Regions from separate parts of the Homo sapiens genome. Here region 1 is linked to region 2. The links are chromatin contacts, found by POLR2A ChIA-PET in ENCODE. All regions are on one chromosome and are shown on one strand. The core of a region is the stretch at or near the end of the contact, and the rest is flanking DNA. Distances in the headings are between cores, read along the strand shown.

Evidence for each region. ChIA-PET counts read pairs that join two places held with the same protein, here RNA polymerase II (POLR2A).
Region 1: POLR2A ChIA-PET joins it to region 2 with 10 read pairs in Panc1. The contact joins the enhancer-like site here to the promoter of ARIH2OS in region 2. POLR2A ChIA-PET finds 5 or more read pairs at or near these places in 2 of 52 experiments (Panc1 and activated B cell).

The regions. Positions count from the first base shown.
Region 1 is chr3:49,241,877-49,247,820 of GRCh38, reverse strand. It overlaps IHO1 (interactor of HORMAD1 1), which reads right to left. Exons shown (of 8, transcript NM_001135197.2): 5 at 3,369-3,417; 6 at 3,088-3,175. Among named protein-coding and RNA genes, the nearest start is that of MIR4271, 29 kb to the left of the region's middle. Within about 2 kb of position 2,805, at least 4 of the 41 ENCODE cell types and tissues checked have a DNase peak (open chromatin) inside an H3K27ac peak, as active enhancers do.
Region 2 is chr3:48,914,637-48,920,936 of GRCh38, reverse strand. ARIH2OS (ARIH2 opposite strand lncRNA) reads left to right here and starts at 1,552. Exons shown (of 1, transcript NR_161301.1): 1 at 1,552-3,149. It overlaps ARIH2 (ariadne RBR E3 ubiquitin protein ligase 2), which reads right to left and starts at 2,095. Exons shown (of 16, transcript NM_006321.4): 1 at 1,939-2,095. RefSeq lists enhancers at 965-1,715, 1,716-2,467, 2,193-2,662, 2,468-3,218 and silencers at 1,773-1,852, 1,923-2,022.

The DNA of each region.
Region 1 (5,944 bases), core at 1,556-4,055, 330 kb before region 2:
TTTTATTTATTTAGTTTTAGTTTTAGTGTTTAGAGACAGGGTCTTGCTCTAGCTCCCAGGCTGGAGTGCAGTGGCACCATCTTGGCTCACAGCAGCTTCGACGTCCCAGACTCAAGCGATCCTCCCACCTCACCCTCCCTAGTACCTGGGACTACAGGCATATGTCCCATGCCCTGCTGGTTTTGTTTATTTTTTGTAGACACAAAGTCTCCTTATGTTTCCCAGGCTGGTCTCAAACTCCTGGACTCAAGCAATCCACCCACCTTGGCCTCCCAAAGTGCTGGGATTAGGCTGGGCGTGGTGTCTCACGCCTATAATCCCAGCACTTTGGGAGGCCGAAACAGGCTGATCACCTGAGGTCAGGAGTTCAAAACCAGCCTGGCCAACATGATGAAACCTTGTCTCTAGTAAAAATACAAAAAAATAGCCAGGTGTGGTGGCATGCACCTGCATGAGACTGGTGCAGGAGAGACTCATGCAGGAGACTGGCTTGAACCCGGGAGGAAGAGGTTGCAGTGAACCGAGATCGTGCTACTGCACTCCAGCCTGGGTGACAGAGCGAGACTCCATCTCAAAAAAACAAAAACAAAAACACAAAGTGCTGGGATTATAGGCAGGAGCCACCACGCCCGGCCTCTCTTCTGAGTCTTACCCTTTGAAAATTAAGGAACCTGCCAGGCGCGGTAGCTCACGCCTGTAATCCCAGCACTTTGGGAGGCCGAGGTGGGCAGATCACCTGATATTAGGAGTTCGAGACCAGCCTGGCCAACATGGTGAAACCCCGTCTCTACTAAAAATACAAAAATTAGCCAGGCATGGTGGCAGGCACCTGTAATCCCAGCTACTCAGGAGACTGAGGCAGGAGAATCGCTTGAACCTGGGAGGCAGAGGTTGCACAAGTTCGCGCCATCGCACTCCAGCCTGGGGGACAAGAGTGAGAGTTCGTCTCAAAAAAAAAAAAAGAAAAGAAAAAAAGAAAAGCAAAAGAAAATTAAGGAATGGATCCCTTTGCCTACTCTAAGCCAGATGCAGTTTTAGTTCTTTCTCTGCCTTGATCTTGTGTTGGGGCCTCAGGCACTTCCTTTCCCTTTTCTGGGATTTAAACGCCATACTTTTGCTGCAATCCTCCTTTTTTGTACTTCACCCAGTTTTATTATTATTATTATTATTTGATACAGGGAGTTTCACTCTGTTGTTCAGGCTGGAGTACAGTGGCACGATCTCAGCTCACTGCAACCTCTGCCTCCTGGGTTCAAGCGATTCTCCTGCCTCAGCCTCCCAAGTAGCTGGGATTACAGGTGTCTGCCACCACGCCTGGCTAATTTTTTTTGCATTTTTAGTAGAGACGGGCTTTCGTCATTTTGGCCAGGCTGGTCTCGAACTCCTGGCCTCAAGTGATCCTCCCGCCTTAGCCTCCCAAAGTGCTGGGATTATAGGCATGAGCCACTGTGCCCGGCCCACCCAGTTTTAAATGTAAAACAAAAACAGAGTACTTTCCTTGGGTACTTATAAATGACTTACTCTATCATGTTATACAAAGGAAGCATCCCTGATTTGCTTCTGCCGTCTGTCTTGCTACTTCTTGTGGGGTTAACAGTTTCAAGGCTTCCAGAACAAGTTTTTTTTTTTTTTTTTTTTTTTGACGGAGTCTCGCTCTGTCGTCCAGGCTGGAGTGCAGTGGCGCCATCTCAGCTCACTGCCACCTCCGCCTCCCAGATTCAAGCAGTTCTTCTGCCTCAGCCTCCCGAGTAGCTGGGACTACAGGCGCCCACCACCACACCCAGCTAATTTTTGTATTTTTAGTAGAGATGGGGTTTCACCATATTAGACAGGCCAGACTTGAACTCCTGACCTTGTGATCTGCCCGCCTCGGCCTCCCAAAGTGCTAGGATTACAAGTGGGAGCCACTGTGCCCGGCCCCAGAACAAGTTTCTAAACAGATGCATATGCCCTGTGTGTGGGATGCCCAGGTTGAAATCCAGCAGACAGTACAGTGCTTCTATGCAGACAGTTGGGGATTAATTTTTAGGCCACAAAAAGGCATTAATTTTTGTAAATTATGAGCAGTCCACCCCATGGCATTTGTGTAAGTTGATTTCAACTTGTTTATAAAATAAACACACAGACAAATGCAAACAAGTACAGATGCATAGTCATCAGCTCATCGTTTTGCTAGGAAACAGGTGGTTCTAGAGAAGTATTCACCCAAGGAGAACTGTATATTTACTCTCTTCTGTTTATAGGGCAAGGGCCATGGTTTCATCTAAATGTAAACCACTAATTGGTGGAGCACAGGATTTTATAAACCACAAACTATAAGTAAAATTGAGAATGGGGCTGGGCGTGGTGGCTCATGCCTGTAATCCCAGCACTTTGGGAGGCTGAGGCGGGCAGATCACGAGGTCAGGAGATGGAGACCATCCTGGCTAACACAGTGAAACCCCGTCTCTACTAAAAATTTTAAAAATTAGCCAGCCGTGGTGGCAGACGCCTGTAGTCCCAGCTACTTAGGAGGCTGAGGCAGGAGAATGGCGTGAACCCGGGAGGCGGAGCTTGCAGTGAGCCGAGATTGCGCCACTGCACTCCAGCCTGGGTGACAGAGCGAGACTCTGTCTCAAAAAAAAAAAAAAAATTGAGAATGATGCTGTGATTCACAACACAGCTCTCACTGAAACCAAGGCAGCAAGAAGAGCAGCAGGTACTACAGTATTTCTAACTCCTAAGGGGGCAGTCAGTGTCTATAGACAGCACAGGCAGCAATTTGAGACTCAAGGATGTTGCTGACTCACTTCAGGCAGTGAGATGAGAAACCTAGCAGAGCTACCTGCCCTGAGGCAACATGGTTACCAGGTGGGGGATTAGTGCCTCACAAAAGGCATCATGGGACCAGAGCATTGTCACATAGAGGTGGGCCTCACTACCCAGCTCAGTGTGCTCCACATCTCTTCAGGACTAACCCTATATACCCATCCTCTCATCTGAAACCCTGTGAGGAACCTCACCACTGGAAACCAGGCTGGGGTCAGAAAGTTCATGTTCATCATTCACCAGTGCCCTCTGCTGATACCTCAAACATGAGGCACTCACATGTCTTGGCCACAGTCTCCAAAGAATCCAAAATAGATTGGCTTCTTGAACTGAGATGGTCCTCAGACTTTTCCACAGACGTCTGCAACTAAGAAACCCAAAATTATGAAATAATTCACAGGCTATTGCCTTATTCTACTATCTTAGAGAATTGTCATTTCATGATAAATAGGGATAGTTAAAATATTGCTATTCTACATTAACTAAAGCCAATACAATATAAATATTAAACTTCTTAAAATATAAGATGTTCTAACTCCTTGAAAAGTATCTGTACTTACCCTGAGAATGCTTTCTCTAACATTAGAAACAAAGTTGTATAGAGTCTCACTAGAATAGGAGGGAAAAAAGAAAACAAATCTTTATGAAATATTGAAGTGATAAGTAACATAAATGATTCCATAAATATGGCAGATCTCTACCTAGCATAGCATCAAAACATTGCTTGATTAGATCTGAAGACTTGACCCTGAGAAACCTTAGTGCCCAGCAGGGAAAAAAAAAGAGAGTCCCAGCATCTTGGGAGGCTAAGGCAGGTGGATCACAAGGTCAGGAGTTCAAGACCAGCCTGGCCAAGACAGTGAAACCCCGTCTCTACTAAAAATACAAAAATTAGCCAGGCGTGGTGGTGGGCACCTGTAATTCCAGCTACTGGGGAGGCTGAGACAGGAGAATTCCTTGAACCTGGGAGGCGGAGGTTGCAGTGAGCCAAGATCATGCCACTGCACTCCAGCCTGGGAGACAGAGCGAGACTCCACCTCAAAATAAAATAAAAAGTTAAAAAAAAAAAAAAGAGAGAACACAGACTTCCTATGACCACTGCTAAGGCAAATCGCATTTTTCTTTTTAAAATCCATATTCATATACATATTTATATGTAAATATTAATATGAAAATATTCATTTCTAATGAAAAAGAAGCTATCACAGTTATTCCTCAACTATACATACTACTCTTTTTTTTTTTTTTTTTTTTTGAGACAGAGTCTCGCTCCGTCACCCAGGCTGGAGTGCAGTGGCACGATCTCGGCTCACTGCAAGCTCTGCCTCCTGGATTCACACCATTCTCCTGCCTCAGCCTCCCAAGTAGCTGGGACTACAGGCTCCCGCCACCACGCCCGGCTAATTTTTTGAATTTTTAGTAGAGACGGGGTTTCATCGTGTTAGCAAGGATGGTCTCAATCTCCTGACCTCGTGATCCGCCTGCCTCGGTCTCCCAAAGTGCTGGGATTACAGCCGTGAGCCACCGCGCCTGGCCACATCCAGTTCTTAAAAAAAGACTCACACATGGGCTGGGCATGGTGGCTTACACCTGTAATCCCATCACTTTGGGAGGCTGAGGCCGGTGGATCACCTGAGGTCAGGAGTTTGAGACCAGCCTGGCCAACATGCTGAAACCCCGTCTCTACTAAAAATACAAAAATATTAGCTGGGCATGGTGTCACGCGCCTGTGGTCCCAGCTACTTGGGAGGCTGGGGCACTTGAATCGCTTGAACCCAGGCGGCAGAGGTTACAGTGAGCCAAGATCTTGCCACTATACTCCAGCCTGGGCAACAGAGTGAGACTCCATCTCAATAAACAAAACAAAACAAAAGCCAAAGAATTCATGCATTGTATGATGAAAACTCATGGACATGAACAGAAGATCAACAGACACTGGGGCCTAGTTGAGGTGAAGGGTGGAGGAGGGAAAGGATCAGAAAAAAAAATAGCTATTGGGTACTATGCTTAGTACCTGGGTGATGAAATAATCTGTACAACAAACATCTGTGACAAGAGTCTACCTATGTAACAAACCTGCACATATACCCCTGAACCTAAAATAAAAGTTTAAAAAAATTCAAAAAAGTTTTTGAATGTAAAATTTAAACGATTTCATGCATTCTATTCTTTTTTGTTGTTGTTGTTGTTTTTTTGCTTGTTTGTTTGAGATGGAGTTTCACTCTTGTCTCCCAGGCTGTAGTGCAATGGTGCAATCTAGGCTCCCTGCAACCTCCGCCTCCTGGGTTCAAGTGATTCTCCTGTCTCAGCCTCCTGAGTAGCTGGGATTACAGGCACCCGCCACCGTGCCTGGCCACATTCTATTCTAGACTCTAAAATAAATAATGTTGTCCAACTTCCTAATCCTGATGATCTGAAAAGAAAAATCAGGGGGCAGATGTTTAGGAAAAATAAGTGTAACATTACTTGAATATTACATTTCTCTTAGAAATCCTCTAGTTTTTATTTTTCAGAGAGAAAAAAATTGTGGTATGTAAATCTACCACAAATCATATTGACAAGAAGGCAATTAAGAATAACTAGGAGGCTGGGTATGGTGGCTCATGCCTGTAATCCCAGCACTTTGAGAGGTCGAGGTGGGACGACTGCTTGAGCCCAGGAGTTCAAGACCAGCCTGGACAACATAGTGAGACACTATCTCTGAAAAAAAAAAATTAGGTGGCCACAGCTGTGTGTGCCTCTGATCGAAGCTACTTGGGAAGCTAAGGTGGGAAGACTGCGGTGGCTCATGCTTGTAATGCCAGCACTTTGGGAGGCCGAAGTGGGCAGATCACCTGAGGTCAGGAGTTCGTGACCAGCCTGGCCAACATGGCGAACCCCGTCTCTACTGAAAATACAAAAATGAGCTGGGCATGCTGGCATGCGCTTGTGATCCCAGCTACTCGGGAGGCTGTGGCAGGAGAATCACTTGAACCCAGGAGGCGGATGTTTCAGTGAGCCGAGATTGTGCCATTGCACTCCAGTCTGGACAACAAGAGTGAAACTCCATCTCAGAAAAAAATAATAATAAAATAAATAATAATAATAATAATGGCCAGGCACAGTGGCTCACGCCTATAATTCCAGCATTTTGGGA
Region 2 (6,300 bases), core at 303-2,802:
TGTTCCAAGGGGACAATATTTCTTTTCTTTTCTTTCTTTTTTTTTTTTTTTGAGAGTCTTGCTGGAGTGCAGTGGCGCGATCTCGGCTCACTGGATTACAGGCGCCCGCCACCATGCCTGGCTAATTTTTTGTATTTTTAGTAGAGATGGGGTTTCACCGTGTTAGCCAGGATGGTCTCGATCTCCTGACCTCGTGATCCGCCCGCCTCGGCCTCCCAAAGTGAGGAGGATTATTTGAGTCCAGGAGATTGCAGCGAGCCATGATCACGCCACTGCCCTCCAACCAGCCTGGGTGTAATCCCAGCTGTAATCCCAGCTACTCGGGAGGCTAAGGCAGAACTGCTTGATCTGGGAGATGGAGGCTGCAGTGAACCGAGACTGCACCACTGCACTCCAGCCTGGGCAACACAGTGAGACTCCGTGTCAAAAAAAAAAAAAAAAAAAGAAATTGCTCACAGGCTTCTCACCAACCAAATATTTAGGTGGGGAAAACTCCAGGCTCCTCCAAAAAAAAAAGAGAGAGAACTCCATTTCATACTAAATGTTCTAGGTGCACATTTAAATGAAAATTTAATTTTTAATCATCTCAAAGTTAAATATCCGAATTCTACTTGAAAAAGTGGGCCGGGCACTTTTTCAAAAAAAATTTTTTTAAAGGTCATGCACAGTGGCTCACGCCTGTAATCCCAGCACTTTAGGAGGTCAAACCGGGAGGATAGCTTGAGCCCAGCAGTTCAAGACCAGCTTAGGCAACCTATTAAGATCACGTATCCACAAAAAATTTTACAAATTAGCCAGGTGTGGTGGTACGTGCCTGTGGTCCCAGCTACTTAGGAGGCTAAGAAAGGAGGATCACTTGAGCCCAGAAAGTCGGGGCTGCAGTTAGCTGTGATCGCCGCCACTGCACTCCAGCCTGGTGACAGCAACTTTGTCCCGCCCACCAAAAAAAAAAAAAAAAAAAATTTCCTCCAGAGCCAAAGTCACATGTTCAGGGGACCTAACAACCAACCATCCTGGGCTTGCCCACCACGCACAGAACACGTAAGTTTTAGTGAGTCTGAAGACGTTTACTCCAGATATGATCACTAGCGCTGAATTCAGGTCATTTACTAACTACACCTCCGAAGAAAAACGACTTGGCACAAAACTAGAAATCAGCAATTTCGTTTCAAAATCCTACACTTTGTATCTGTCTTTTCTAATACGGTGACCACTAGCCACATGTGGTTATTTAAATTTAATTACACTTAAAAAGTAAGTAAAATTTAAAATTTAGTTTCTCAGGTGCACTAGCCTACAGGTCAAATGCTTAACGGCCACGTGTGGCTAGTAGCTACCATGCTGAACAGCAAAGGTAAAGAACATGTCGCTATGACAGAAAGTTCTATGGGACCAGGCAATGAACAGTACTAAGGAGAAGTCATCCAAGAACGCGGCTGCCCAACCAGCTTCTGGCGAGGCGGCGGCACAGCTCCGGGGCCGCACATCCCTAGGGGCGCCGCGGGCTCCGGGATATTCGCGCGGACGCGGAGCCCGCGAGCTGGGGATACCCTCCACAGGCGGGCGTTAAACCGCGCGGGCAGCGCTGCGAGAGCTCCCAAAGATGACTCGAGTGGTGAGCCCCGAGGCGGCGCGTTTCCCCGCCGCGCCAGACAGGGAGAGAGGGCCTAGATGTGCCGGCGCCGGTTGGTCAGAGGCGGTGGCCTCTGACCTTTCCGAGAGCTGAGAAGGCGGCGGGAGGAAAAAAGGCAGACACACGCTGGGCGCCCGGCCGCTGACGGCGGGTAATGCTCGGACAACGTGCCGGCGACGGGGAGCGCCCGGGCCTCCCGGGCGACGGCGAAGGCGGAGTCCCGGCCCGGCCAGGGAGGCGCGCGGAGAGGCCCCCCCAGCGGCCAGCCAAGGTAAACAAGGCCGTGACGTGCGCCGCGCACTTACCGGGAGCTGCGGCCTCGCGGCCGCTGAGCCCGAACAAGCCAGACCGGGTCAGGCCGGGCCAGAGGGACCGGATTGGGGCGAAGCGGCAGCGGAGGCGGCGGGCCGACGCCGGTCAAGCCCGCGCTGCTTCCTCCAGAAGAGTCGTCCCCACAGCTCCGGAAGTGCTTGGCGCCGTTGCGTCACTTCCGGATCGGGGTCGACCCACGGTCGCTCGGGTCGCGACAGGCTCCCGGCTAGAGGGCCTGTTTAGCGCCGCCTCCTTGAAACTTAGCGCTCTGACCCAGAGTCTGACCAGGGTACGGCAGGCGCCGACCGCGTCTGGAGCCACTATTCGCCTACCAGCGTCTCCCGTCGAGATGTTTTTAACCAGCGCGTTTCTCACCGGCTTCTCATTTCACTGTTTGTACTCCGGGATCGGGCACGGAGAAGACATCCTGGCGTCAGTGGAGCAGATAACCATTGTTTCTCGGCCGCTATCTGGTCAGAGGGGAGCTGGGCCGGGAAATTCTGCCTACACCCCGAGGCGGTCGCAGGGTGGCCCCAGAGCCGCAACCACACCAGGCTTTCGCTTCCCCTGCCGAGGCCTCGTTCGCCGCGCAGTTCTCCGACTTACGGTCACCGTGCAAGATTGCATCTTAACTGCCTTGCTTGCAGTTTCTTTTCACAGTATAGGAGTTGTCATCATGACTTCCAGTTACCTTCTGGGACCGGTTGTCAAATGATGTGGCTAGAGACGGAGGCTCACTCAGATTGTTGCTGCACCACAATGGAAATGCCAGTATGAAGCCGCTGATGTTAGGAAGGCTCCAGGTTGTGCAATTCCATAGACAACAAATCAAATCATTTCCAACCATACTGGAGTCGCGTATATACATATTCAAGACACCTGTGCAGGCCGGGCGCGGTGGCTCAAGCCTGTAATCCCAGCACTTTGGGAGGCCGAGGCGAGTGGATCACGAGGTCAGGAGATCGAGACCATCCTGGCTAACACGGTGAAACCCCGTCTGTACTAAAAGTACAAAAAAATTAGCCGGACGTGGTGGCGGGCGCCTGTAGTCCCAGCTACTCGGGAGGCTGAGGCAGGAGAATGGCGTGAACCCGGGAGGCGGAGCTTGCAGTGAGTCGAGATGGCGCCACTGCACTCCAGCCTGGGCGACAGAGCGAGACTCTGTCTCAAAATAAAATAAAATAAAATAAAAAATAAAACAAATAAAGACACCTGTGCTGGCTGGTCGCTGTGGCTCATGCCTGTAATCCCTGCACTTTGGGAAGCCGAGGTGGGAGGATCGCTTGAGCCCAAGAATTTGATGTAGTGAGACCCCCCTCCTTTCTACAAAAAAATTAAAAATTAGCTGGGCGAGGTGGCACACACCTGTGCATCCCAGCTACTCAGGGGGCTGAGGTGATATAGGATCGCTTGAGCCGAGGAGGTCGAGGCTGCAGAGTGCCAAGATCGCACCACTGCAGTCCAGCATCGGTGATAGAAGGAGACCCTGTCTCAAAACAACAATAACAAACCATACAATGTAGAAAGCCATTAAAAATCATGCCGCGTGGCCGGGCACCGTGGCTCACGCCTGTAATCCCAGCACGTTGGGAGGCCGGAGCCGGCAGATCACGAGGTCAGGAATTCGAGACTGGCCTGACCAGCATGGTGAAACCCTGTCTCTACTAAAAATTTACAAAATTTGCCGGGCGTGATGGTGGGCGCCTGTAGTCCCAGCTACTCGGGAGGCTGAGGCAGGAGAATTGCTTGAACTCGGCAGGCGGAGGTTGCAGCGAGCAGAGATCGCGCCACTGCACTCCAGCCTGGGGGACAGAGCGAGACTCTGTCTCAAACAACAACAACAACAAAAACCTTGTCGGGTGGACTGCTCTGCCTATGGAGTAGCAATTACTTTTTTTTTTTTTTTTTTGAGACGGAGTCTCGCTCTGTCGCCCAGGCTGGAGTGCAGTGAGAGAGCCGCTATCTCCGCTCACTTCAACCTCCGCTTCCTGGGTTCAAGTGATTCTCCTGCCTCAGTCTCCCGAGTAGCTGGGACTACAGGCGCGCACCACCGCGCCCAGCTAATTTTTTTTTTTTTTTTTTTTTTTTGACGGAGTCTCTCTCTGTTGCCCAGGCTGGAGTGCAGTGGCGCGATCTAGGCTCACTGCAAGCTCCGCCTCCCGGGTTCACGCCATTCTCCTGCCTCAGCTTCCCGAGTAGCTGGGACTACAGGCGCCCGCCACCACGCCTAATTTTTTTTGTATTTTTAGTAGAGACGGGGTTTCACCGTGTTAGCCAGGATGGTAATTTTTGTATTTTTAGTAGAGACAAGGTTTCATCATGTTGGCCAGGATGGTCTGGATCTCTTGACTCCTTGATCCGCCCACCTCGGCCTCCCAAAGTTCTGGGATTACAGGCGTGAGCCACTGCTCCTGGTCTCCTTTGTTTCTTTACTTCTCTAATAAACTTGCTTTCACTTTACCAAAAAAAATGAAATAAATCATACTGGGTGGCAGGGCATGGTGGCTCAAGCCTGTAATCCCAGCACTTTGGGAAGCCAAGGTGAGAGGATTGCTTGAGCCCAGGAGTTGGAGACCAGCCTGGGCAACATAGTGAGATTCCATGTCTACAAAAAAAAGAAAAAGTTTTGGCCAGGTGTGGTGGCTCACGCCTGTAATCCCAGCACTTTGGGAGGCTGAGGCAGGTGGATCACTTGAGCCTAGGAGTTCAAGACCAGCCTGAGCAACATGGTGAAACCCCGTCTCTACAAAAAATACAAGTTAGCTGGATGTGCTTATAGCTCCACCTACTTGGGAGGCTGAGGTGGGAGGATCACTTAAGACCCAGGATGTGGAGGCTGCAGTGAGCAAGAGATCGGGCTACTGCACTCCAGCCTGGGGGACAGAGCCAGAACCTGTCTTCAAAAAAAGAAAAAAAAATGCTGTACTAAGGCACCTATTGACAAGGAAAGGTTATTTGTGATATACTCAAGTGATAAGAATAGGATAGGGGCCGGGTGTGGTGGCTCACACCTGTAATCCCAGCACTTTGGGAGGTGGAGGCGGGCGGATCGCCTGAGGTCAGGAGTTCCAGACCGGCCTGACCAACATGGCAAAACCCTGTCTCTACTAAAAAATACAAAAATTAGCCAGGCATGGTGGTGCATGCCTGTAATTCCAGCTACTCGGGAGGCTGAGGCAGGGAGAATAACTTGAACCCGGGAGGCGGAGGTTGCAGCGAGCCGAGATTGCACCACTGCACTCCAGCCTGGGCAACACAGTAGCTCTGTCTCAAAAAAGAAAAAGTAAATAAAATATGAATGCATATAAAATATACAAAGTCTCTCATGGTTTCTTTGGAACAGGAATCCAGACAAGCCACAATGGGAAGGTTTATCTCAGCTCCACAGCTGAGGGGGCCTCAGCAAGAAGACTCAAAGACTGGGGAGTGGAATCATAGGCAAAGTTGTTTACTCATACTTCTGGTGGGTGATGTCAGCTGGGGGCCTAGCTGGGGCTGTCAGCCAGAACATACACATGCATGATCTCTCCATGTGGCCTGTGCTTCCTGGTAACATGGTGGCTGGATTTGAAGGGCAAAGGTCTTTTTTTTTTTTTTTTTGAGACAGAGTATCACTCTATCGCCCAGGCTGGAGTGCAGTGGCATGATCTCAACTCACTGCAACCTCCTGGGTTCAAGTGATTCTTGTGCCTCAGCCTCCATAGTAGCTGAGATGTCAGGATGACAGGCGTGCACACCATGTTCAGCTATTTTTTCTGTTTTTTTTTCTTTGAGATGGAATTTTGCTCTTGTTGCCCAGGCTGCAGTACAATGGTGCGATCTCGGCTCACCACAACCTCCGCCTCCCGGATTCAAGCAATTCTCCCCGCTCAGCCTCCCAGGTAGCTAGGATTACAGGCATGCACCACCATGCCTGGCTAATTTTGTATCTTTAGTAGAGACGGGGTTTCTCCATGTTGGCCAGGCTGGTCTTGAACTCCTGACCTCAAGCCATCTGCCTGCCTCGGTCTCCCGAAGTGCTGGGATTACAGATGTGAGCTGCCAGGCCCAGTCAATTTTTGTATTTTTAGTAGAAATGGGATTTCACTGCCAGGCGCGGTGGCTCACACTTGTAATCCCAGCACTTTGGGAGGCCGAGACGGGCAGATTGCCTGAGGTCGGCAGTTCGAAACCAGCTTGCCCAACATGGTGAAACCCCGTCTCTACTAAAAAATACAAAAATTAGCCGGGCTTGGTGGTGGGCACCTGTAATCCCAGCTACTTGGGAGGCTGAGGCAGGAGAATTGCTTGAACCTGGGAGGTGGAGGTTGCAGTGAGCCAAGATCGCGCCACTCGTGCCACTGCACTCCAGCCTG